Linked DNA regions of Homo sapiens: regions 2, 3 and 4 are each linked to region 1. Evidence: chromatin loops called from intact Hi-C (ENCODE). Cell type or tissue: MCF 10A. All regions are shown on one strand. Links, peaks and the distances in the headings refer to the core of each region. The heading gives the core; the rest is flanking DNA.

Evidence for each region. A loop is a pair of places that touch in the nucleus more often than their neighbours do. Peaks named below come from ENCODE experiments on the same cell type or tissue, not always from the same donor. Only the 100,000 strongest peaks of a DNase experiment are listed, where the experiment ranks them.
Region 2: a loop joins it to region 1, with 5 times the contacts of the local background. A loop is called at or near these places in 16 of 110 quality-filtered maps.
Region 3: it touches region 1 in a loop (6-fold over the local background); 7 of 110 quality-filtered maps call a loop at or near these places.
Region 4: a loop joins it to region 1, with 3 times the contacts of the local background. A loop is called at or near these places in 2 of 110 quality-filtered maps.

The regions. Positions count from the first base shown.
Region 1 is chr5:173,326,493-173,332,748 of GRCh38, reverse strand. It overlaps STC2 (stanniocalcin 2), which reads left to right and starts at 4,335. Exons shown (of 4, transcript NM_003714.3): 1 at 4,335-4,706. The coding sequence starts at 4,556. It overlaps LOC124901137 (a long non-coding RNA gene), which reads right to left and starts at 4,150. Exons shown (of 2, transcript XR_007059056.1): 1 at 2,998-4,150. RefSeq lists an enhancer at 666-805 and a silencer at 2,922-3,141. In MCF 10A, for the core only: a CTCF peak has its summit at 2,866; DNase peaks (open chromatin) are centred at 2,938, 3,548, 4,238 and 4,928.
Region 2 is chr5:173,491,026-173,497,281 of GRCh38, reverse strand. LOC105377732 (a long non-coding RNA gene) reads right to left here. Exons shown (of 15, transcript XR_001743001.1): 9 at 6,019-6,148; 10 at 4,141-4,206; 11 at 453-594. Among named protein-coding and RNA genes, the nearest start is that of LINC02995, 85 kb to the left of the region's middle. RefSeq lists a silencer at 3,923-4,086. In MCF 10A, for the core only: no CTCF peak of the experiment used is centred there; no DNase peak of the experiment used is centred there.
Region 3 is chr5:173,055,429-173,061,684 of GRCh38, reverse strand. It overlaps CREBRF (CREB3 regulatory factor), which reads right to left and starts at 5,333. Exons shown (of 9, transcript NM_153607.3): 1 at 5,206-5,333. RefSeq lists silencers at 4,353-4,922, 5,073-5,582. In MCF 10A, for the core only: a CTCF peak has its summit at 3,737; DNase peaks (open chromatin) are centred at 4,464 and 5,424.
Region 4 is chr5:173,763,695-173,768,694 of GRCh38, reverse strand. All of the region lies in intron 1 of LOC124901138 (a long non-coding RNA gene), which reads left to right. Among named protein-coding and RNA genes, the nearest start is that of LINC01484, 20 kb to the right of the region's middle. In MCF 10A, for the core only: no CTCF peak of the experiment used is centred there; DNase peaks (open chromatin) are centred at 984, 1,584, 2,084 and 4,094.

The DNA of each region.
Region 1 (6,256 bases), core at 708-5,707:
GTCTCCCGAGTAGCTGCGATTACAAGCACATACCACCACGTCTGGCTAATGTTTGTATTTTCTGTAGAGACGGGGTCTTGCCATGTTGCCCAGGTTGGTCTCGAATTCCCGGGCTCAAGCGATCTACCTACCTCAGCCTCCCAAAGTGCTGGGAGATGGAGGCTTTTTAGGGAGAGACCTCTGCTTGCAAGATAATTTGGGAGGCCTGATAGCAGCAGTTTGTTATTTTTTTCTGTCCGGTTTCACCTTGATACCTTTTTTCATTTTCCTTCATACAGGTATGATGCACAGGAGCCAGGATTAGGGTAAATTTGAGACTCACAAAGGAAAACAGCAACGGATAGGGGAGCAAGAGGGAAAATAAGTGTGAAAGAGATCTCTTTGATGGGGGGATTAAGGCATGTTATTGCGAGGAGATTGGCTAAATCTGCATTAATTGATTTGCTAAGAAAAGGAAAGGAAACTGGGGAGAAGGCTGGAGACCCAATATCAGAACTTTCCAGGCAGGCAGAGTCGTGAGGACTGTGTAGCCAGACAGTTCCCTCTCTGACCATAAGGTGGTGCCATCAGCCCAGACAGTCGGCCCCAAGGGGGCGGGGCGTGCAGTGGGTGGAGCTCCCCACGTGTAAGCCATGTTCTCCACTCAGGTTCCGGAACTCAGAAAGCCTGGACCAGGCAGCACGTGTCAACTTGCACATCACTGACTCAGCACCCACGAACTATGCCCATCCGCTAAAGCCCCTTCGGCTCACACTCGAGCAAGAACACGTCTGTCTTGCTGGGCATCGAGACGCACGTGAAGATTCCAACTAATTCCTTCCCACTCCTCTGCTCTTTCTCCACAATGGCAGCTCTGGGCCCCTGAGCATTTCCTAATTCCTAAAGAGAACCTAGTCTAAAGCGCCCTACAGTCTCATCCTTAAATACCGTCAGATCTTCCGTGAGGAGCACAGATTTGTCACAAGGAGCCCAGCCTTCACAACATGCCCTGGCCGACTTCCCCAGTTTGATGTCCCACTTTCACACCTAACTGGGCAACCCCTATTCCTGATACAAATCCCACCGGATCCTCTCCATGCATTTAGCCCTGCTGGTCCTCCCACCTCCCATGCCCACTTTTTTCCTTGCCTCTACTTGTCACTATCCTCCCCCATCCTTCATGGTCTAACCCAAATATCCCCTCCCCCAAAACCTGCCACTCAGTGTTGACCGCATGTAACTAGCAAAGTGGATTTAGACAGGAAAACATGGGCTCCAGGCGTCAACCACAGAAGGCCCTGGATGACACAAGGTAGGTCATGTCTGCCTCTTCCTGGCTGTGTATGCGTTAAATTGAGGAGGAGGGCCCATCCAGACAGGTGCTGCTGAACCTCAGGACAGCAGCTGGTCCATCCAGGAGACCTCCCAGGCCTCAGTTCCCATCTAGGGAGGGCCCTAGGTCTGGAGGGACACCAAAGGCATGAGTGTGGTGTGTGGTGCGGTGTCATGTTAGCTATATAATAGTAATAATGATTATTATTACTGTCCCCTGCCCCACCCTCATCAGCCACAGTCTGCCAAACTTGGCCTCAGTTATAAAGCTAAAGGAATCAGCCAGAGAGAGGGGGAGTCAATCACAACAAAGTCACCAGTCTGAGCCCCCATCCCACTTCTACCCCTGCGGCCTAGACTGGCCATTTCAGCAAACTGCCTAGTGATTCTGCAAGGGAATTTTCACAGCCTTGGCGGGTCGGACTCAGATGGGCATTCTTATCTGGATGCTTTGGACTTGGCTAAGTGGCCCAGAGATAAACCCTTAAGAACTAGTGCCTGTGCTTACGCCACCTCCAATTCTAGCTACTATGTGTTCTTTTGGTTCTAAAGGGGCAGTTGGCTCAGGTGAAAACCAGGAATGTCCCTTGGAAGGCAGGAGCAAACAGCCTCAGGACGAACTTTGAAACTATGTAGGTCCTCTGAGGGCAGCCCCAGGGGCCCCATGGTAGCAAAAGGTAGGCCTAGCCAAAGGCTGGGCAAAGCAGGAGCAGGGAGAGCTCCATCCCCCTGGCCATCGCTCCAGGTATCCTGGGAGGCCTCTGCCCAGCACACTAAGTGTCTGCATCTGGCAAAAGAGGGCTTGCTCCTGCCCCATGGAGCTCTCTCCTATTTCTGCTTCTCAAAAAAAAACAGGTGACCAGATGCCTTCTTAATGTCAATATTGCTCATGTTCTCTCCTACAAAAGAGGCCACATAGAAAGAAAGTCTACCCAGCTGTACCCATAAGCAGGAGTGGGACCAAATGGCTACTTGTTCTCAGGAAATTCAGAGCCTTAAAGAGTTAGTTAGGAGAGGCCAGAATGCCGCTGTGTCGTTTGTTTGCTTTGTTTTTAAGGATCTACAGGAGGTAGTTTTCCATAAACTAGGAAGCTAAGTTAACTATGCAAACACAAGCAGGGTGGGCAATGTGAACTGGCCGTTTTAATGTATTTGTACCCGCACGTCCTTGCACAAAAGATCCAAGGCTGCGCGGAGTAATTGCTATTAGAATAGTGGGCATGGTCCCTACCGCCGCAGGTTCGGACCTTCAAAGTGACAATTTATGGATGCTCCCTGGCGCTCCAGCGCAGGGGAAGCCCACTCTGAAGACGCCCTCCCCACCCCCTCCTCTCCTTCCTTCCGACTCAGGAGAGCTCGACACGCCGGATAGCTGCGGCCAGCCGTGGCCATCCTGGCCCCCCGCCTCCGCCTTCCCCACTCCCGCGTGCAGCCGGGACACGGGAAAGGAAAGCTTTGGAAGTCAAGCGCCGGCCAAAAGATGACCTGCCCGCGTGTCTCCTCGCCCCCTCCCCCAGCCGTGTCACATGGCGGCCCCAACCAGGCGGGCAGTGCGCCCCGCCGCGGAGACCCAGGGCCGCGTCGCCTGGGCAGTGGGTGATGAAACTTCCCAGGCGCATTACCGCAGAGGGCGCGGGCGGGGCGCGGGGCGGGGGTGGGGGATCGAGAGCTGGTACCGGGGCTCACCTGTTCTCCAGGAGGAGGGTGGGGACGGGGGGAGGGGCGAGTGCGCGCCAACGCCGGGTGCGTGCCCTGGGGCGCTTGGGCGCGGCGCTCGTGTCCCCGCCCTCCCCCAGCCCTGCGAGCCCCCCGAGCTGCGCCGTGGGGTGACGGGACCGAGAGCAGTTCCTGTCCCCGGCCCCGGCGCGGGGGAGACGTGAGCGTGCACACGTACACACACAGCAGGGGAAGAGGCGCTCCAAGCGGCGCCCAACTTTCTCCTTCCCTCCACGGGCCGGGTGAGAAAGTAGCCGGGGGCTATCCCGACCCGGCGGTTCTTGGGGAGGGGGCCGAACAAGAAAAGGGAGGAGATGGAGATAACTTCCCCGGATTTAGCTTTTTTGTCTTTGTTTTTGTTCTCACCACTTCCATCGGATGACTGGAGAGTAAAAGGGAACCCGGAGCGGGGTGGCGAGCAGCGCTTTGAGAAAATGCAGGAGTGTGTTTGGAGACGCGTAAAGTTGCCTTTCAAGCTCTGGCCTCCGGGCACGCGATGCTCCGCGGCGGGCTGACTCAGGGCTGCCTTGGGCCTCCCTGCCACCCTCCTGGAAATGATGCAAGTCCTGACTGTCACCTGGATCCCTGCAGCCCAGCCTGGAATGCGTCTGGATTAGGGGAAAGACGAGAAACGACACTCCAGGTGTTGCACGGCCCACCAAAGCGGGAAGATAGGGCAGTTGCTCAGACCAAATACTGTATCTAGTGCTTCTGCTCCTATCTTCAATCGTGGGGTTCTTTTTAATGCAAAGTGTCACAAGGCCAGGAATTCCCATGTGTGCTCAGTTGGCCCACAGCATCATTGTGCCTAGGAAACTGCTTCAATTTATCAAGTCCTCTGGGCTGGGAATCTCACTGAATTCCAAACGGCGGAAAGAGGAAACTTTCCCAACCCGATGTGGGTGTGACGCGAGCCAGGGGCCCCAGGGACACTGTCCCAGAGCACACCGTCCCCCTTTAACAGCAACTGGAGCTTGGATTCGCTCTTATATTGTACAGTCCTTTCGACCATTGCCCTGGAGCACCCGCACACGCGCACGCATCTCCGGCCGCGCTCACACACACTCATACACACGCACGCAAACGCGTGGCCGCCGCCAGGTCGGCAACTTTGTCCGGCGCTCCCAGCGGCGCTCGGCTTCCTCCTGTAGTAGTTGAGCGCAGGCCCCGCCTCCCGGCCGTGTTGTCAAAAGGGCCGGGGTCTCGGATTGGTCCAGCCGCCGGGACAACACCTGCTCGACTCCTTCATTCAAGTGACACCAGAGCTTCCAGGGATATTTGAGGCACCATCCCTGCCATTGCCGGGCACTCGCGGCGCTGCTAACGGCCTGGTCACATGCTCTCCGGAGAGCTACGGGAGGGCGCTGGGTAACCTCTATCCGAGCCGCGGCCGCGAGGAGGAGGGAAAAGGCGAGCAAAAAGGAAGAGTGGGAGGAGGAGGGGAAGCGGCGAAGGAGGAAGAGGAGGAGGAGGAAGAGGGGAGCACAAAGGATCCAGGTCTCCCGACGGGAGGTTAATACCAAGAACCATGTGTGCCGAGCGGCTGGGCCAGTTCATGACCCTGGCTTTGGTGTTGGCCACCTTTGACCCGGCGCGGGGGACCGACGCCACCAACCCACCCGAGGGTCCCCAAGACAGGAGCTCCCAGCAGAAAGGCCGCCTGTCCCTGCAGAATACAGGTAAGTGCATGTGCCCCCGCAGCCGGGAGCTACTGGGAGAGGACACCGTGCACCCACGCGGCGCGCCCCAGGCGTTTCGCCGGGAGCCAGGCGCCCACCCAGGGCCACGCAAACTCTTGGGATGGCACGGGACGTGCAAAGGGAAGCGCGAGGCAAGGCGAGGTCCGCGCCGGGCTCCGAGGGCCCGGAATCTGCACGTGCTAGCAGGGTGATGAAATGGCTGGGGCAGGACTTGTTGCTGTCCTCCCCAGGGTCGAGGGGAAATGAAGCAGCGTCTGACGCTGCCAGCGCCAGCCCCCGCCCCCGAATCCCGGGTCCGGTGCAAAGCGCGCTTCATCCCGGCCGGCACGCGGGAGGCCCAGAGGGTCCCCGGAGCTGGGCTGCGCCCTGCGCCCGGAGAACTTCTCTTCCTGGCCTGCCGGCCTCAGTAAGGGTGCCGCGTCTTCCCCCTCCTCAAAAGATGCCCGACATCCCAGAACTTTGCCGGCGAGACAAATGGCATTGCGAACTTTCCCCCTGGGGGCACTGCTTTCGGAAGGGAGCGTGAGGGCAGCGCAAAGCGTACCTCCGCGGTGCTGCCGCCATCCCCAGCTCCTGGCCAGGTCAGCAAGCCAAGAAATGGTGACACGACCCGAACCGTGCGCCTCCTCTGCTCTACCGGCTCTTGGCTCACCGGCAAGCTGCAAAGCAGAGCCAGGCGTGCAGGGCACGGGGCTGGCCCTTTTCCCAGCTCGGAAAGAGAAAGAAAATCTGCCTACAGCTCCTTCGCTCCACGACCCCTCCCCCGACTTTGGGGGGCCGTGTGAACGCGGCAGCGGCGGCGTGCGTGCGCTCACCGCACGAGCTGGAATGCACGAGTGCCCATTAGGGACGCCCCAAGTGAGTGAATGGCGGCCCTGTGCGGTCCTGCCCCGGCGGCGCGTGGGGTCTTACGGATCCTGTCGCCTCCACATGCTGGGGCCGGCACCCCCACCACCCCGAGACCCTCGCCCACCCTCCCCCTCCTCTGGCGCTTCCTCTGAGAACTGAACCTGATTCTCGGTGGTCGGTGACCCTCAACAATACACGCCCCTCATTCTCTGGCTAGATTTAATCTGATGCGGGTTATCTGCTCCGACCCCGCCCTTCTTCCAAAATATACTTTTCTGATGTAATTTTGTGGTTGATTTAAATCAGAGACTTGGGTAGTGGAAAGGGAGGGAAGAGGCTTTGCACGCTGCAGCCTGACAGTTAACTCCCTCCGTCTGCCCCTTCCGAGAGAGGACTGGGGGCCACATTCGGTGAAGGGCTGCAAGCTTCCTCCCGGGCTGCGGGAATTCTAGGGGATTGGGTGATACCTCACCCGGATCCCTAATTAAAAGGAGCCTGCAACCTCTGATAGTGGCGTTTCTGAAGGCTCGCCCCCAGCTGACTCCACTCCTAAGCCTGCTCGCCAACCGCAGCTTCCCTAGCTGGTATTTTAATGCGAAGGGTTGGGAGGCACTGCCTTAATAGGAATTTTGTTTTGATTTTTAGGTGTTGAATCATAAAGCTGAATTGAAACTGCTTTT
Region 2 (6,256 bases), core at 178-5,177, 170 kb before region 1:
TCAAGAAGCGTTGTTCAACAGATGTACATTCACCTACCCGCTCTGCTATCCATCACACAGTTCCCCATTTTACCTGCATGGGGGATTTAGGGGATTGAGAGGAAGTAACAACTCGGAAATCAGGTTGCTAATGATGTCTTCTCTTAGTTTGAGTTCACGAAGAGTTAGAAAATGCAGTGTGCTAAAATGACCTAGTGGAGCATGCGTGCAATGCTGTGGACCCTGGCCCAGGCTACTACTGCAAATTCCACACCAAAACTGGAGAGACTGTTGGTTTCTCCTTGTGTTATCTCTGGCCAGCCTCTGTGGATTCTCAGCCTGGCAACACAGTCCTGTTTAAAAAGTTCTGGCTACTACGCGGGGTCTGTTACACACTGCCTTTGATCCTGGGGTCTGGACTGAAGCTCAAACTGTGTAATTTTTGTTGGATTCTGTTCGTGCCTCCTTCTCACCTTTGGTTTCATCAGTCTGGAAGAGTCAGTCTTCCAGAAGTATGTCCAGGCCACCAGAGTCCTTGCGGGTGTCTCCTTGACATACAATCCATAAAGAGAGGCAGGAGAGGCAGGAGCACTCTCCTCCACCAGGAGGCTCATCCTAAGGACATGAGACATTCTCAAATCAGAGAACGAAAAGGTGTTAAATGTTTGAATATTTAACTAACATTTAAATATTTGAATATTTAAATAACAGGAAATCCAGTTAACTCCCAATCAGGGTACATTTAGTTATTTTTTTAAAAAAACAGTGTGATTTTGGGGGACGCTCCACAGAGGAGAGTTTAGATTCAAAGCAGCTGTAGTCAGAAGAGCCCATCAGCCCCAGAGACCTAGCCTGAGTGGGGCCTAGGGTGACCTCAGTGCTTCTCCCCACAGTGGCGGTGGCAGTGGTTCACGGCTGTCCCAGTGGAGCGGTCAAGCTGCCACGTGTTCCCTTTTCACAAACTGACAGCAGTTATGATAAGAAAGAATTGTGTTGCCTATTTGAGAACAGAGAGTCCAGCAGGACTAGTGAATGAATTTCAGCTCCTTGTCCAGCTGGCTGGGAGGCAGCTGTTTCTTTGGAATGTAAACCAAGGTAGGGGCTGAGAGATTAAAGTGGAAATGTATCTGCCACGGTCTTTCACAGGAGAATGAAAGGACTGTCTAAAGGCAGATTCTTTCAGAGACCTGGCCTCAGTTTCCTTCTCTGTAAAATGCTAGAGGCCTTGGGCAGTTGTGAAGATTTAGGTAATAGTGCAAGTGGGTGCACTATGGGGGGAGAGAAAGCAAAGGAGGAAAGAGAAAGAGAGAGAGAGAGAGGGAAGACATCATCCCACCATCCACTGCTCTGTACTGCCTGAGGCTAAACCAACTCACAGAGAAAGAAAGGCAGAGGTTGAGATAATTGTGTTCATCCAAAAAATATTTATTGTTCCAGATACTTTTCCAGGTGCCTCAATTACATTAGTGAATAAAACAGATGAAAATCTCTCCTTTCATGGAGAGAAGCAATGCTGAAGCCTGATCAAACTGTGCCTGAAGCCCTACAGTCTCTAGACATTTGAATTACAGGAGCCAATACATTCCTGTAACATGTTAGCCAGTTTGAGGAGTTTGTTTGTTTGTATTGGTTTGCTTTATTTTTTATTTTTGTTTGTTATTGTTGTTGTTACTTGCCATGTGTCCTAACTGCTACTGCCATCCTCTAGCCACGGTGGCACCTGAGCGAAACCTTGGGTCTGGTCACATCTCACTCCACATTCAAGTTCAGGAAGGGCACAGAAAACAAAATGTTTCTGTCTCTTTCTGAAAAACCAGTCACCTCTTGGTGGCACACAGCTCTTATAAATAGCCGGGAAGCAGATTCATGCTGAAAATGGAATTTTTAAAATTTCAAAAAAAGATAAAAGGAATGGGGAAAAAAAGGAAAAAGTTCACAGGAAATTGAAGAGGAATTTGGGAGATGATAGAATGTAACAAGCTTCACTGGACCACAGCCAGAACAACTGGCTGGAACAAGCCTCCCTTATTAAAAGCATCAGGAGAGCCTGTGTGTCCAAGAGCATCAGGACCTCCCTTCCCATGTCTCTCATTTGAGAGCAGTTTAATGAATGGAATTTCTGGGTATAATTTGTATACATTGATAAGCAATGTATATAAATTTTTATTCATTTTGTCCACTGAAGAGCACTTGGGAAAGATCATTCTCTGAACTCTAAAACCTTGCAAATGTCTTTTTTAAAAAAAGAATTAGTGTCTTGTTCTCTTTGTAGGGTTTACTAAATAAATAATCCCAGTTGTCTTAAAGTCTCATGGAATATGTCCTCCCATAACTAAGGAGCAGGACTAAGGATTCTGAAAAAATGTTCTAGAAAGATTTGTAAAAGCAACACATATGCCCCTTCCTTCTACTAGCAAGCAATCTAACAGATAATTGTTGCCTTTTAATAAAGCCCTTTCTTCTACTTTGTAAGTTCCCATGGGCATTTGCTGCCTCACCAGCATCTGCACCTCATCTTCTGTTAACAGCACCCAACTTCTCTTGGGAAGCCAATCTTCCTCCTTTTTCAGGCCTGTGGTTCAGCCATATCTGACCCCAGGTCTTGGCTACACGGATGGACATGGGACCCAGACCCAGCCAATCAGAGCACCACATCCTCCCTGCCACCTGGGAATTGGTTTGGGGATGGTCACGTGGCCCAAACCAAGCCAGTGAGAATTAGCCCAACAACTTCTGTTAAATTACTGGGAAAAACATCATTCTTTCTACTGAGGCTGCTTAGTGATAGGGAGCAAGCCAGAGTTAACAGGGTGCTAATGGGAATGTGGCAGAAGGGAGAGATGCAAACCTGATGATACATCTGGGCCTCCAGATCCAGCTGTGCCTGAAGGAGGCAGGCTCTATCTATGAATTCTGTAAATCTATAAAGATACTTGAGTGTAAAAAAAAAAAAAAAAAAAACCTTCTCTCTCTCTGCTTCTTTTTTTTTTTTTTTTTTTTTTTTTTTTCCAGCTTGCTATGATTTGAAGGTGTCCCCTCCAAAATTTCTATGAAATGTAATCCCTCTGGGGTTGTATTAACAGACAAGGCATTCAGGCACTTTGGGAGGTGATTAAGACGTGAGAGCAGAGCCCTCATGAATGGATTCCTGACCTCTCAAAGGGCTGGAGGGAACTAGTTGAAGTCCTTCCTGCCCTTCCTCCTTCTGCCGGCTGGGGACGCGGCAACAAGGCACCACCTAGGAAGCAGAGAGCAGCCCTTACCAGACACCCGTACCAGTGCCTTGATCTTGGACTGCCCAGCCTCCAGAACTGTAAGAAATGAAATTCTCTTCTTTATAAATTACCCAGTCTGGAGTATTTTGTTATAGCAGCACTAATGGATGAAGATATGGCATAAGCCAGTCTGTTATGCTTTTATCATTTTCGTCTTTGTTTTTGTTTGCCTGTTTGTGTGTTTGTTTGTTTGTTTGTTTGCTTGCTTGTTTGAGACAGGGTCTCACTCTGTAGCCCTGATTGGAGTGCAGTAGAGTGATCGTGGCTCACTATAGCCTCAACCTCCTGGGCTCAAGTGATCCTCCTGCCTCAGCCTCCTGGGTAGCTTAAACTACAGGTGTGAACCATCCAACCCAGGTAATTTTTGTATTATTTGTAGAGATGGGGTTTCACCATGTTGCCCAGGCTGGTCTTGAACTTTTGGGCTCAAGCAATCTGTTTGCCTCAGCCTCCCAAAGCACTGGGATTACAGATGTGAGCCGCTGCGCCTAGCCCGGCTTGTAACATTTTCAGCTAAATTTCCTAGCTCATTCATAAGCAAAGGCTGCCTGCACACAATACAATCAATCATGGCAGTTTAGAAATAGCTTGGGTTCCCTGTCTTCAGTCCTCAGGTGCCTTCCAAAGGCTTCCTCTCTTTAGAAAGATGCAGGTTCACAATGCAGCCCTCCCTTCACTCTCTCTCACTACCCATCCCAGTGTTCCCTAAGCTGTGTTTGGAGACCCCACCTACCTCCAGTGACCCCCATCAACCTTTAAATGTGGCACCGTTGCTGAGGCCCAAGCATTTCTTCTGGAGGTACCCAAACTCCTGTTGTTGTAGGAAATATCCTTGTGGAGATAGACAAGTAACCACTAACTGGAGTCCTGGTCACCATGAACTTACCTGGGGCTTTAGATGTGGACGCTCAACTTGACTTCAGAGAAGTTAGGAACCCTCTCAGGAAGAAAGCTGGGAAGAGCACCATGGAAACTCATCAGGCCTTTCATCACAGATGTGTTTGAATTCTTCTCAGACAGGTTGCTGAAACCCAGCTCCCTGAGTCCTACAGCAAGCTCTGGGTGATTTCTACAAAATCTCGTGATCACATCTGTTCATGTGTGTACAGATGTGTACATGATCACATTTCTATGTTCTTTTTGGGAAAGGCTGTTGAAGATCCCTTTTGCGGGGGGCGGGGAGCGGGGGGGGGGCAAATGCATTGAGGAAAAGCCAAATGGTGGCTGCAAGTGGCCCTCAAATTGAGTAGTGTTCACATGCACACAGAGGAAGGCTGGCCTCAGACCCTGAGCACTGCCCATGGCCTTCCAGGGACAGCTGTGGGCTAGGGGTCTACCAAAGTTCAAAGGACATTTGCAACCTCCTGCTCTGAGCGGGGCATGTGCTAGGCTGAATAATGGCTCCCAAAGATGCCCGTATCCGAATTCTTAGGACCTATGAATGTTAGTTATATGGTGAAAGGGACTCTGTGATGTGACTAAGTCAAGGATCTGGAGATGGGGAAATGATTCTGCATTACCCAGGTGGCTCTGTCTCATCATAAGGGAGGCAGGAAGAGTCGAGTCAGAGAAGGCGATGGGGTGACAGAAGCAGAGGCTGCAGTGATGAGCTTTGGAGATGGAGGAAGAGGCCCCAAGCCAAGGAAGGCAGGTGGCCACCAGAAGGTGAAAAGAGAAAAGCAACAGATTCTCCCCTAAAACCTCTGGAACGCCAACACCTTGACTGATTTTGGACTTGTGACCTCCAGCACTGCAAGAGAATAAATCTATGTTGTTCTAAGCTGCTAAGTTTATGATGACAGAAATCTAATATAGGTCCCACGACTCAATGGGCCAGCAGGACCCCCTGTCCTCAGCACAAGCAGACTTCCTAGGGAGGATGCTACACAATGGCCACCCTACTCCACAGAAGCCAAGATACCTTGGCCCCTCAGCTTGGTCCCAGAGCCCTGCTGATCTGACCAAGCCAGCTGGAGCCTGTGAAGGGCAGGGCACTCAACGTTACTCCACCAATCACCGACTTGGCTAGAACCAAATGGCTGTGGCATCTCCCGCTGCCCCTGCAGGAAGCACCATATGCGAAAAAGTCCCCCTGACACATCATGGAAGATATGCATTAAAGTTGTGATGACCAAATGAAAGAAAACCATGTGTATTAGATTCCTGCAGCCACTGTAATGAGTTACCATTAAGTCAGTGGCTTTAAAGAATTAGAAATGTATCCTCTCACAGTTTTAGAGGTCAGAAGTCCAAAATCAGTTTCTTTCATAGAAAACCAATATCTCATTTTCTTACTCAGAAGTGGGAGCTAAACCTTGGGTACACACAAACGTAAAGTTGAGAGCAATAGACACTGGGGACTCCAAAAGGAGGGAGGGAGAGAGGGAGGGAGAGAGGGAGGGAGGTAGAAAGGGAGAGAGGGAGAGAGGGAGGGAGGGAGGGAGGGAGGAGGGGATGGGCTGAAAAACTTTCTACTGGGCACTCTGTTCAATTATCTGGGCGACAGAAGCCAAACCTCAGCATCACACAATATGCTCTTGTAACAAACCTGCACATCTACCCCATGAATCTAAAATTTTTTAAAAATCAGTTTCACTGACCAAAGTTAAGGAATTCGCAGGGCAGATTCCTCCTGGAGCCACTGAGGGGAGAAACCATTTCCTTGCTTTTTTCTGCTTCTAGAGGCTGCCCACAATCCTTAGCTCGTGACCACTTCCTCCCATCACTCCAACTCCTCGCTTCCATCATCGCGTCTCGTACTCACTGTAGTCCTGCAGCCCTCTTATGAAAACTGTCACGACCACACCCAGCCCATCCAGACAATGCAGGATCATCTCCCCATCTCAAGACTCTTCACTTTGTCACGTCTGCCAAGCCTTTTGCCATGTAGGGTCCTGGGGATTAAGACATGGACATTTGAGAGGCCATTACTCAGCCTACCTCTCACCCTGGCACCCCTACCCATTCTTCACCCTCTCTGCCCTGCTCTGTGCCCTGGCAGG
Region 3 (6,256 bases), core at 666-5,665, 270 kb after region 1:
CTTAACTTCTAAATTAACTGCATATTTGAATATAAGAACTACATGTGTTGACTATTCACGTGACTATCATCTCTTGAAACAGCTATACAGCTTTGTTAAGGATTATATGCTAAATGTGCTTTGAAACTTCAAGAGGACCATATCCTGAATATATCTTAGGGCCAAAGTTTTTTCAATCAGACTGCATCTCTAAAATCAACAGGATTTATACCAATATTTGCTTTAAACAGCTTTTCAAGAAAACATTTATATGTAAACGAAGGAAAAATACAAAATACAATGTTGCCATATGCTCTTGTACTAAAAATTCTCTTCAAGGCAGGAGACTGTACAATCTGCAAATGCTCAAATGTACCTAAAGTGTCTATTTGTATATTCTGAAATACCTTAACATCTAAGTACTTAAAACTCAGTGACTGGGCCAGATGTGGTGGTTCACGCCTGTAATCCCAGCACGTTGGGAGGCTGAGGCGGGCAGATCAGGAGGTCAGGAGATTGAGACCAGCCTGGCCAACACAGTGAAACCCCGTCTCTACTAAAAATACAAAACTTGGCTGGGCACGGTGGCAGGCGCCTGTAATCCCAGCTACTCAGAAGGCTGAGGCAGGAGAATCGCTTAAACCCGGGAGGCGGAGGTTGCAGTGAGCCGAGATCGTGCCACTGCACTCCAGCAGGGGGGACAGAACTAGACTCTGTCTCAAAAAACGAACAAACAAAAAACCTCAATGACTGATGTCTTACAACAGGGGCTGACAAACTATAGCCGTGGAAGCACAAATAGAGGCACAGCCTGACCTTGTAAATAAAGTTTTATTGGAATAGAGCCCAAAAATATGTAGAACATATTTTCTACAGCTGTTTCCATGCTACAGATTCAAAGTTGAGTAGTTGTGGCAGAGACTGGAAGGCTGAAAAAGCCTAAATATTAACTATTTGATCCTGTTCCAAAAAAAAAAAAAAAGTCTGTCAACCCTTGTCTTAAAATAATCAGAACCAATTATCTGACAAATTTATGTCTCGTCTAAGAGTTTACCTATCCCGAAATGAGCTACTGAATATGGTGAAAGTGTCAGTGAATTGTTCCTCAAAAAAATCCAAGTTCAACCCTACTTGGAAACAAGCGACTGCTAATTCATTTCAAAATCACATAACTAGAGGGGGCACGGTGGCTCATACCTGTAATCCCAGCTCTTTGGGAGGCCAATGCGGGCGGATCATTTAAGATTAGGAGTTCAAGACCAGCCTGGCCAACTTGGTGAAACCTTGTCTCTACTGAAAATACAAAAATTAGCTGAGCATAGCGGTGCACGCCTGTAATCCTAGCTACTCGGGAGGCTGGGGCAGGATAATCGCTTGAACCCAGGAAACGGAGGTTGCAGTGCGCCAGGATCACGCCACCGGACTCCAACCTGGGCAACGCAGTTAGACTCCGTCTCAAAAAAAAAAAAAAACATATATATATATATGTATTTTTTAAATAAATATATAGATGCCGATCTTGACTGAAAATTAAGCTTTAAAAGCAAACAGTGATTTCAGTTCTCTTTATCTTTTAAAAACTGAGTTATATTAACAGAATCAACACACAAACTTACTGTACTTCACTGTCACTTGTATTTAACCACCACCAGGAACCATGCTAGTTATTCCTTTACTTCTTACACTAGTATCCCAGAACCCACACACATCCACCCTGTAAACTAAGTAGACACCCTGTAAACTAAGTAGAACATTGTCTATATAAAAGCTTGCTTTCACCTGCCATGACAGAGAATGATGGTAAATGGAGCATCCAGACTCTCTTCGGGAGCTATTTAGCCTCTTCTATGCTTATGAATATAAAAAACCCAAAGCTGATATACCAGTCATATGAAGGAATTATACCCAAATAAGTTCTATTGCATCTATTTGCCATTCTTAGAATAAGAGAGCATTATATAAGCAATGCTGATTGACTTTATCAACCGATGCAACAGTGAAAACTGCCTGGAATATTCTAAGTATCAATGAAAAGTGTTTATTTTTATTTTCACTATACTTCTCTGTTAAACTAATTAGGGCATTGTAAGGGCTAGGGTTCCAAAAGCAACACAATGCCACCTGATAAAATAAGAATTGATAGGCCAGGCGCGGTGGCTCACGCCTGTAATCCCAGCACTTTGGGAGGCCAAGGCAGGCAGATCACCTTAGGTCAGGAGTTCAAGACCAGTCTGGCCAACATGGTGAAACCCCGTCTCTACTAAAAATACAAAATTAGCCGGGCGTGGTGGTGGGCGCCTGTAATCCCAGCTACTCAGGAGGCTCAGGCAGGAGAATTGCTTGAACCCGGGAGGCGGAGATTGCAGTGAGCCGAGATCTTCCCACTGCACTCCAGCCTGGGCGACAAGGGCGAAACTCCGTCTCAAAAAAAAAAAAAAAAGAAAAAAAAGAAAAAGAAGAACTGATAAATAAGCTAATACCCTTATTTACTGCAAAAGTTATACGTAAGAATTCAAGTTTATCAAATAATCAGGGATTACGTTTTTATGTATCATTATTAACAGAACTGAGTCAGTCATGCCAAAGTACTACAAAAATTGATGAATCAGGCCGGGCGCAGTAGCTCACACCTGTAATCCCAGAACTTTGGAAGCTGAGGTGGGTGGATCACCTAAAGCCAGAAGTTCGAGACCAGCCTGACCAGCACGTGGTGAAACCCCGTCTCTATTAAAAACACAAAAAATTAGCCAGGCATGGTGGCACGCGCCTGTAGTCGCAGCTACTCGGGAGGCTGAGGCAGGAGAATTGCTAGAACCCGGCAGGCGGAGGTTGCAGTGAGCCGAGATCGTGCCATTGCACTCCAGCCTGGGCGACAGACGGAGACTCCGTCTTAAAAAAAAAAAAAAAAAAAAAAAAAAAGAGGCTGGGCGCGGTGGCTCACGCCTGTAATCCCAGCACTTTGGGAGGCCGAGGGGGGCGGATCACGAAGTCAGGAGATCGAGACCGTCCTGGCTAACATGGTGAAACCCCGTCTCTACTAAAAATACAAAAAAAATTAGCCGGGCGTGATGGCGGGCGCCTGTAGTCCCAGCTACTCCGGAGGCTGAGGCAGGAGAATGGCGTGAACCCGGGAGGCGGAGCTTGCAGTGAGTCGAGATCTGGCCACTGCTCTCCAGCCTGGGCGACAGAGCGAGACTCCGTCTCAAATTAAAAAAAAAAAAAAAATTGATGAATCAGTTACCAATTATTCTTTTTCTCCAACTAATAAAATAGAAGATAATGCAAATTCTTAATACAGCTAACTCTGATTAGCCCCTGCATGATCTATCTAAGGCATGTTCTTACGCCTAAGTACTTAACCAAAGATGCCATCAAGAGCTTGGTACCCTTGACAATACCAACGTAGCCACAGGTTGTAATCCGATGTAAACACAAACCTAAATTAAGCATTTAACAAGGCCAAAAGGATGCCAAAATAACCATAATACAATTAGATTAAAATAAGTTATTTTCGAATTATTCATACCATTTTTCCCTGCCTCTGGTGTATATCCTATTTTGGATTAAAAGATTAAAGATATTTAAAAGTACAATCAAGTGACAACTAGTTTACGACAGATCACAAGATTTACACCCAAGTCTTGTTTTCTGCTTTAAAAAAAAAAAAAGAAATTCCAGGCCTTGATCCTATTTTTCACCTGCAGGGTATTCGCAAGAAAAGTCCCAAAGAACCTTCGAAACTAAATAACTTCCTGTGGGCTCAGTTTTCTCAAGAAGCTGATTAATGTGGACTACCAACTTATGTTAGCAAGAGGGGCAAATTACTACTAAGACTAGGACAAGCACGGGGCCTAATCTTTAAAAGGCATCCTGATGAGAAAAAAAAAAAAAAAGAAACCCCGCCCAGCCCTCAACTTGCTCGGCTTTTCTAGTCCCGTTTTCTTTTACAAAACTTCCCCTTCACTGCCTGTCTCTTATCTGAGGCCTGGTACAGAAATTCAGACCGCTATTTATCCAAGTACCTCCTTAAGGTAGTCTTAAGGCTCAAGCCAGCTCAGAAACGGCAGAAAGACTTGCTTTCTTGGGTTAAAGGAGGGCGATTACAGGGTTTGGCGGCCAGGTCTGTCAGGAAGCATAGGGCCGAGAAAGAGGGAGAATCCAGAGACTGAGCTCCATCTAGTCCCAGGAACCACCCCCAGGGGAGGCTTGACTGCCCTCGGTACTTCCCTGCCTCCTCAGCTCGTGTGAGGAGAAAGGCGGGTCGAGGTCAGGCTCCCCTGAGCTACTTCCTGGTCCGATCGGACTCGCCTTCGGACACCCGAAACACCCCCGGCCCGGCTCCCTCGCCCTTTGCCCTGTCTCCTCCCCTCTCAGTGACCCACCACCACTGGTCCCCTCCCATCTAACATGGCTGCCCCGCCCGGCCCACCTCCGGCACAGCCTAACCAATTAGTGGCCCCCCCGCGGCACCGCCTCCCCCACGCCCATTGGTGCAGAAGTCTCCATCCGCCCGCTCCATTGGACGCCAGAGCCTGCCACTCAGCTCTGAGGGCTCCGCCCCTCAGCCGCTTCAAGCTGCTTTGAGAAGACATATAAACAAATCCCGGGAGGGAGGCCCCTCGCCCGTCGCCTCTGAGGCGGGGACAGAAGGGGGAGCGGCTACCCCCGAGACGCCCTGCTCGGACCCCCCTAGCCCCAGCCCGCGCCTCTTCGTCTCCTGCCAGCCTGGCTCCAACCTCCGCGGCCCCGGCCCTTCCTCACACGCCCCTCTCTCCCCTCCTCCCCCGCCAGTCTCGCCTCCCCTCCCCTCCCGGGCCCCTCCCACCCGCTCTCTTCTCTGACAGGCCGACTGCCGGCAGCAGCGGCCCCGGGCTCGGAGGCAGCGGGGAAGGGCCGGGCGGCCCGGCAGGACGGACGCCCGGCGCTGCCCATCCCCGGCCTAGCCTACTGCCCGCCCGCGAGTCCCATCTACCGCCGCCCCGCGCTTTTATGTAACCGTCCCGGGCCGGGGGTGGGGGAGGGGAGCGGAGCCCCCGTGACCTGCAGGCGGTGGCCCAAGGCCCGCGCGCCCTAGCACTCGGCCGTGGTCCCGGCCCCCGCCCCGCGCCGGCCCGGCCCAGAGCCCCAGCGCTGCTGCCTCCTAGGCAAGCGGCCCTCCGCCCCCCGTTCCGCTCTTCCCCCAGCCCAGGCCCCTGGGGGTTCCGAGCAGCGGGTGGCGGCGCTCACCTGTGGGTGTAGGGGCGGCTCAGGGACTGGGTCCGGTTCCGCTGCAGGGGCCACGGCCCCTCTCCATGCTGCCTCGGGTTTGTTTTGTTTATGTCCTTCCTGACGGGTTCCCGGAAATCGCGTGACTCGCCCCCCTCACGTGGGCCGCGGCGAGGAGGAGGAGGGAGGCGGGGGCCCGCCGGCCTCGGGCCAATCGCGAGGCGTTCCACAGCCCGGCCAATCAGGGGCTGAGTCCGGCCGGGCACCCCTGTCACGTGTCGCCGGAGGGGCGGGTTGCCGGGAAAAACCAGGAAGAGAGGGCGGAGCGGGGGCTCGGTGCCGGCCTCTGCAGTGTGGGCGTGGGCCGTCTGCGATACCCGGCAGCACGCCCAGGATGGGAGAGGATGTTCCTTTTTACAAAGGCTTCAAATCTAGCGTTTTATCAGATCTCAGAACTGCGCTGTGAGGCATGAGGTGTCCTTTTGCCCATTTTGTAGTTTAAGTTCACTGAAACTTGAAGTGGCTAACTTGATTAGTAGGGGGATTGTATCGATGTCATGGGTGATGGACCTTCTCCCCATCTGAACGTCTTAATTAAGTGAGAGACAAACCTTGCCTTTTGTCGTTCGTTCATTCATTCACCGACTCAATATTTATTTAGCACGGATTCCGAGGCACAGGGATCAATCAGACTGCGTGCACCTTTGAAGAGAGAGACCCGTATACGACTGTACAACCAGAATGCCACTACTACAGAAGCGCCTAGACAAACAAACCTCCGTGACACATGGTCGTTTTCTTGCACTTACTGATCCTCTTAATAACAACAGCGTCCCTTTATTGAACGAGTGCTATATGGTGGGCTTATCATCTCAATTAGTTTTCCCTGCAAGCACATGCAGTAGTAATATATCCATTTTTCAGACAGGAAAATTAAGACTGAGAGGAGTTAAGTTACTTGCCCGAGGTCAGGCAGCTAGTAAGTGAGCTAGCTAGGGCTGGAGCCCTTGTCTTTTATCACAGCCTATTCTTCCAGATGCTTTTTATACATCTTAAAGGCACGGAATTGATC
Region 4 (5,000 bases), core at 1-5,000, 440 kb before region 1:
ATTCCAACAAAAACCAGCAGGGCAAGTAGGTACTATTACACATCCCCGTTTTACAGATGATTAGACTGAGGCCCAAAGAGGCTCAATACCTCACCCACATCATATGGCTAGCAAGTGGCAGAACTGAGGCTTGCAACTCAGGCAGTCCAATCCCAGAGCCTGACTTGCCAACCACTCTCCAAAACGGAGGCCGTCAAGCCACATGGATGCCCACTGCCATCACGGCAAACCCACATGCTAGACCTGACACTCAGGCTGAAGCTACTCAAGGACTTGGGAACCTTTTGTCCTCTGGCCTGCGTGGTGCAGTTGTTGAAAACAAGCAGATGCAGGGAGACAGACCCATCTGCTTCAAAACCAACATCAGCAGCCACAGAGGAGGCACAGCTCTCTGAAATCTCTTCTATTAAGCCAAATGGTTGTCAGAATTAGTTCGGATGAACTGAATATATTTATATGTGAAGGTATTGCTGGAGGGTGTGGGGGCAGAAAACGAATGATCTCTGTGTGCTTGCTCTGCAAACATCCACCGAGGACTGCTGGATACCCTGTCCCTGACCTCCTGGAGGGCACCCTCTGGGAGGCGGCCAGGCACAGAAGCAGACGGTTCAAATGCCCTGGACGTCATGCACAGTGGGGTGAATGCAGGGTGCACTGGGGACACAGAGCAGGGATATCTGCCTTAGCCTGGGCACAGGAACCTGGATCCAAGCCCAGATTGGCTGAAGGGTCGAGTGGCAGCCAAGGATATTCCAGGCAGGGGGAACAGCATCTTCAAAGACAAGGGGGATTTGAGGTTTTGCTGAAGGTGAAGACGTCATGTAGAAAGGATCCAGTTGGAGAGACTGGGGACAGGTACTAGGGAAGTCTGCCACCCAGCCAGCTGGCCTGGACCACTGTAGGCCAGAGGCCACCTTGTTCTCAGCTCCTCTCTGCAACTAGAACAGCCTCTGAGTTCTAGATGAAACGCAAGGTGCTTGCCAAGAATGCGGTAATGCCAAGAACACTCTGCTGAGGTTGCATCTTGAAATAGTAAAAACGAGAGATAGTAAATCACTGCTGTCACACTATGCATTCATTATACCTGCGCTTGCAGAGGTTTAATTTGCTACACTCACTGAAAGTGTGAAAGTGGGCAGACATTAATATTGCTGTCAGCCCCTTTGTAGTATTAAAAATGTTAACAGCTCCCGTTTTAGGGGCCCTCACATTGGCCAGCACATTGCCTTAGTGCTTTATATATGATGCTATCCTATTTAACAGAGGGACAATCTGAGGCTCAGAGAGGTCCAGGAACTTGCTCAGTGTCGTATGTTGAGGAAAGGAAGAAGTCAGGGCCCAAACCCACATCTCCCTGACATCTGCGCCCAGGGTCCTCCCTCTGGGCCCCCTTGCCTTGACATCCTATGATTTAAGGACTTTGTGGATTTCTGAAAACGTTTTCATCTATTGTTATATTTGCCCCTCCAAGGAACCTTCTCATAAGGTAAGGAATCTTGGCTCAGAGAGCTAAACTGTCTTCTCCAAGGTCACACAGCTTTTGAAGGGGCAGACTGGAGACTTGAACCGAGCTCTCACCACTGCAAAGCCAAAGCTGTCTCTTTACCATGGCTCCCAAGTTCACAGCAAAGAAAATGGACAGCTAACATTCCATGCAGCTATGATTTTTTTTTTTGTTCTTTTTTTTTTGAGACAGTCTTGCTCTGTCGCCCAGGCTGGAGTGCAGTGGCGCTATCTCGGCTCACTGCAAGCTCCGCCTCCCGGGGTCACACCGTTCTCCTGCCTCAGCCTCCCGAGTAGCTGGGACTACAGGCGCCCGCCACTACGCCCAGCTAATTTTTTTTGTATTTTTAGTAGAGACGGGGTTTCACCGTTTTAGCCAGGATGGTCTCGATCTCATGACCTCGTGATCTGCCCGCCTCGGCCTCCCAAAGTGCTGGGATTACAGGCATGAGCCACCCGGCCGCAGCTATGATTCTTTAAAAAAAAAAAACCCACACTCGTGTTCTCTTGATCTTTGGCAGGTATTCGTTAAGCAATCAAAAGACAAATACCTAGGAGAGCGGAATGTGCAGGTCACAGCCAGAATGACATCATAAGGAGCAGACTGTGCCAAGTACATTTCATTTCCTCTGACAGGATGGCAGGCTGGGAGATAAAGCCCAAGCCACTGACGTTGTCAGTTCCCTTTGTTCTGAAGGACAAGCTAGATCAGCTCCACAGAAACGACTGAGGACAGAAAAGGAGACAAGTCATGCCACACACCCACAGAGGCACACCCACATAGACCTTCACAGACACACCAACACACACTCACAGGCACAGAGAGACACGCAGACAGGTAGACACACTGAAAGACATATCAAAAGGCACACGTGTATAGAAACACACAAAACACCCACACATCCCCAGAGACACACGTGCAGACTCACAGATACACACACACAAATACACACACACAGTCATGCAAACACACCTGCCTCTCTTCCATGTGTAGTCATGCAAATACACAGACAGGCGCATATACACAGACATTTTACACACTCACAGAAATGGGTGCAGACACACACACACACACAGACACACATACATGCATATATCCACATCACCCCTTGCTGCCTACTCAAACCCCCTCCTCAGTAGTCCCGGAATTATATTCTTCCCACATTGGAGACTTGGGAAAAGGAATACCTCTGGTATTTGTGCATTTTCTTGCCCCTTTCTTGCCTGATGTCTTTATCTCAAAGCTTTGGCAGTCAGCGAGGGAGGAGCTGCCTATACTACTTATTTGTAGTTTTTTGAATGTCTGTCTCCCTTGCCAGCCTGGGAGCCTAGCACAGTGTCTGTCAAGCACGTAGTAGGTGCTCAGCAAATATCTGTGAAATGAATGAATCAAACAAGTCTATATCCTTGGTGTTTAGCACAAGACTTGGCGCAAAATATGTGCTCAACTGAAGTGTGTCAAAAAAAGTAATACATGATTACGTATTATGTATGATTATGAACCACGTTCTGTTATATGCCAGGCACCTCTATGACTTCATTTTATCCTCTCCAGACCAAGAAATAGACACCAATTTCTAGACTAGGAAAATGAGACCCAAGGAAGTTAAATAAGTTACCCAAGTTTCCCAGATTCCTGGGGAAGCCATTCAAAGCCAGGCCTCTGATTGCTAAACTGACACTCAAAACAACAACTGTAGACTCTACGAAGAAATGGATGAATGAATTTTTCCCTGTGTGACACAACTCAGTGATGACCTCCACAGCCGGCTGTGACTTATCCAGGTGTGAGGTAACTCTGGAGAATGAACCGTCACGTTGTCTTCAATCCCAGGGTGACGGCTCAGTCTCCAGCCTCTGTCTGGAACCTTCCATGGGATTGTATTTTGAACATATTACATTACATTTACAGATACATATAGTGGATATCCATAGATCTATATCTATATATAGATATAGATATCCAAAAGCTGCTGATGTTTGCATTTCTGCGTGCTTCCTCTCAGCTTACACACACGCACACGCACAAAGCACATATATATTATATATATGTTTGTGTATTATATTACTATATATCTGAACATTTGTCGTTTGAGGCCCATTCTAGCCCCAGATGTTTTTCTTCTATGTTTGTGTAAACCACACAGCCCCACCCAGAATCTGTCAAATATTTTCATTTCCTTTGCCTTGGTACAATCCGTGGGTTTAAAACTCAACCAACCTGTAGGCCAATTAAGCTACTTTGCATAACAGCTGCTTTTGGCAGTGATGGATGGTGCCTGGTTGAGCATCTTGCGAATCCCGAAAGGCTCCTACCTCTGTATTATCTGCATGCCTGAGACCTGCTCAGATTCCCCTCTTTGGCCCCCTCACCCCCACAGTTTCCCTGAAAAAAGGAGGGCTGTGCAGAGAACCTTTGCCTCTGTCTGGGACAGGCAGAATATGGATAGAGACACAGAGCACAGAGGTCAGACTCTTTCCCCACAAAGGAAAATAAAAATGTCCGGCGGTAGTGGCCTCCTGGTAGGCAGGGGGCCAGGGCAGGCGGTGGTGACTCATCAACACCAGGCGGCCTGACTCAAGGCAGAGCAAGAGAGTGTCTCCGGCTCCTGTAATGAGCTCCACACTTACTCATAGCTTTGCCAGGCTAAGCACGGAGACATCTGAGGGCAAGGGAGGCTCTATTTCTGATAGCTTGACCCCAAAGATGACGTAGGTTGTTGTCTATCACTTTCTTTAAAAAAATCACTCTGTTGTGGCCAGGCACAGTGGCTCACGTGTGTAATCCCAGCACTTTGGGAGGCCGAGGCGGACAGATCACCTGAGGTCAGGAGTTTGAGACCAGCCTGACCAACATGGAGAAACCCCGTCTCTACTAAAAATACAAAAATTAGCCGCGTTTGGTGGTGGGTGCCTGTAATCCCAGCTACTCAGGAGGCTGAGGCAGGAGAATTGCTTGAACCTGGGAGACAGACATTGTGGTAAGCCGAGATCATGCCACTGCACTCCAGCCTGGGCAACAAGAGTGAAAGTCCATCTCCAAAAAAAAAAAATCACTCTGTCGCTTCCCAGTTGCACACTCTATTCACTGGGGAGCCCTGCGTGAACAGAGCAGAGTTTTAAACACTGCTTTAAAAGCAGTGGCCAAGTAGCCCATATTTTCCCTACCTTAGCCACCTCAAATGCCTCTCCCCACCAGCAGCTACCTGAAATTCCCCATTAGGAGTTCACTTCATGAGACTGAACTTAGCCCTCTCCTGGGGTTGTTCTTTAAACTATACCCTCATGAGGAGTGAGATGAGATGGAGGGAAAGGGTGGTAGCAAAATAAAGGAGAGAGCTACTGCTGGCCCAAGCCAGACACGACAAAATCATCTTCTGGACACCCACCATCCCTAAATCTCATTTTCAGAGATACTGCAAGGGACAGAAAGAGGACGTGACCTCCTGAACATTCACAGAAAGGCTAGATTCAAATGCAGGTGTATGTGGCCCCAA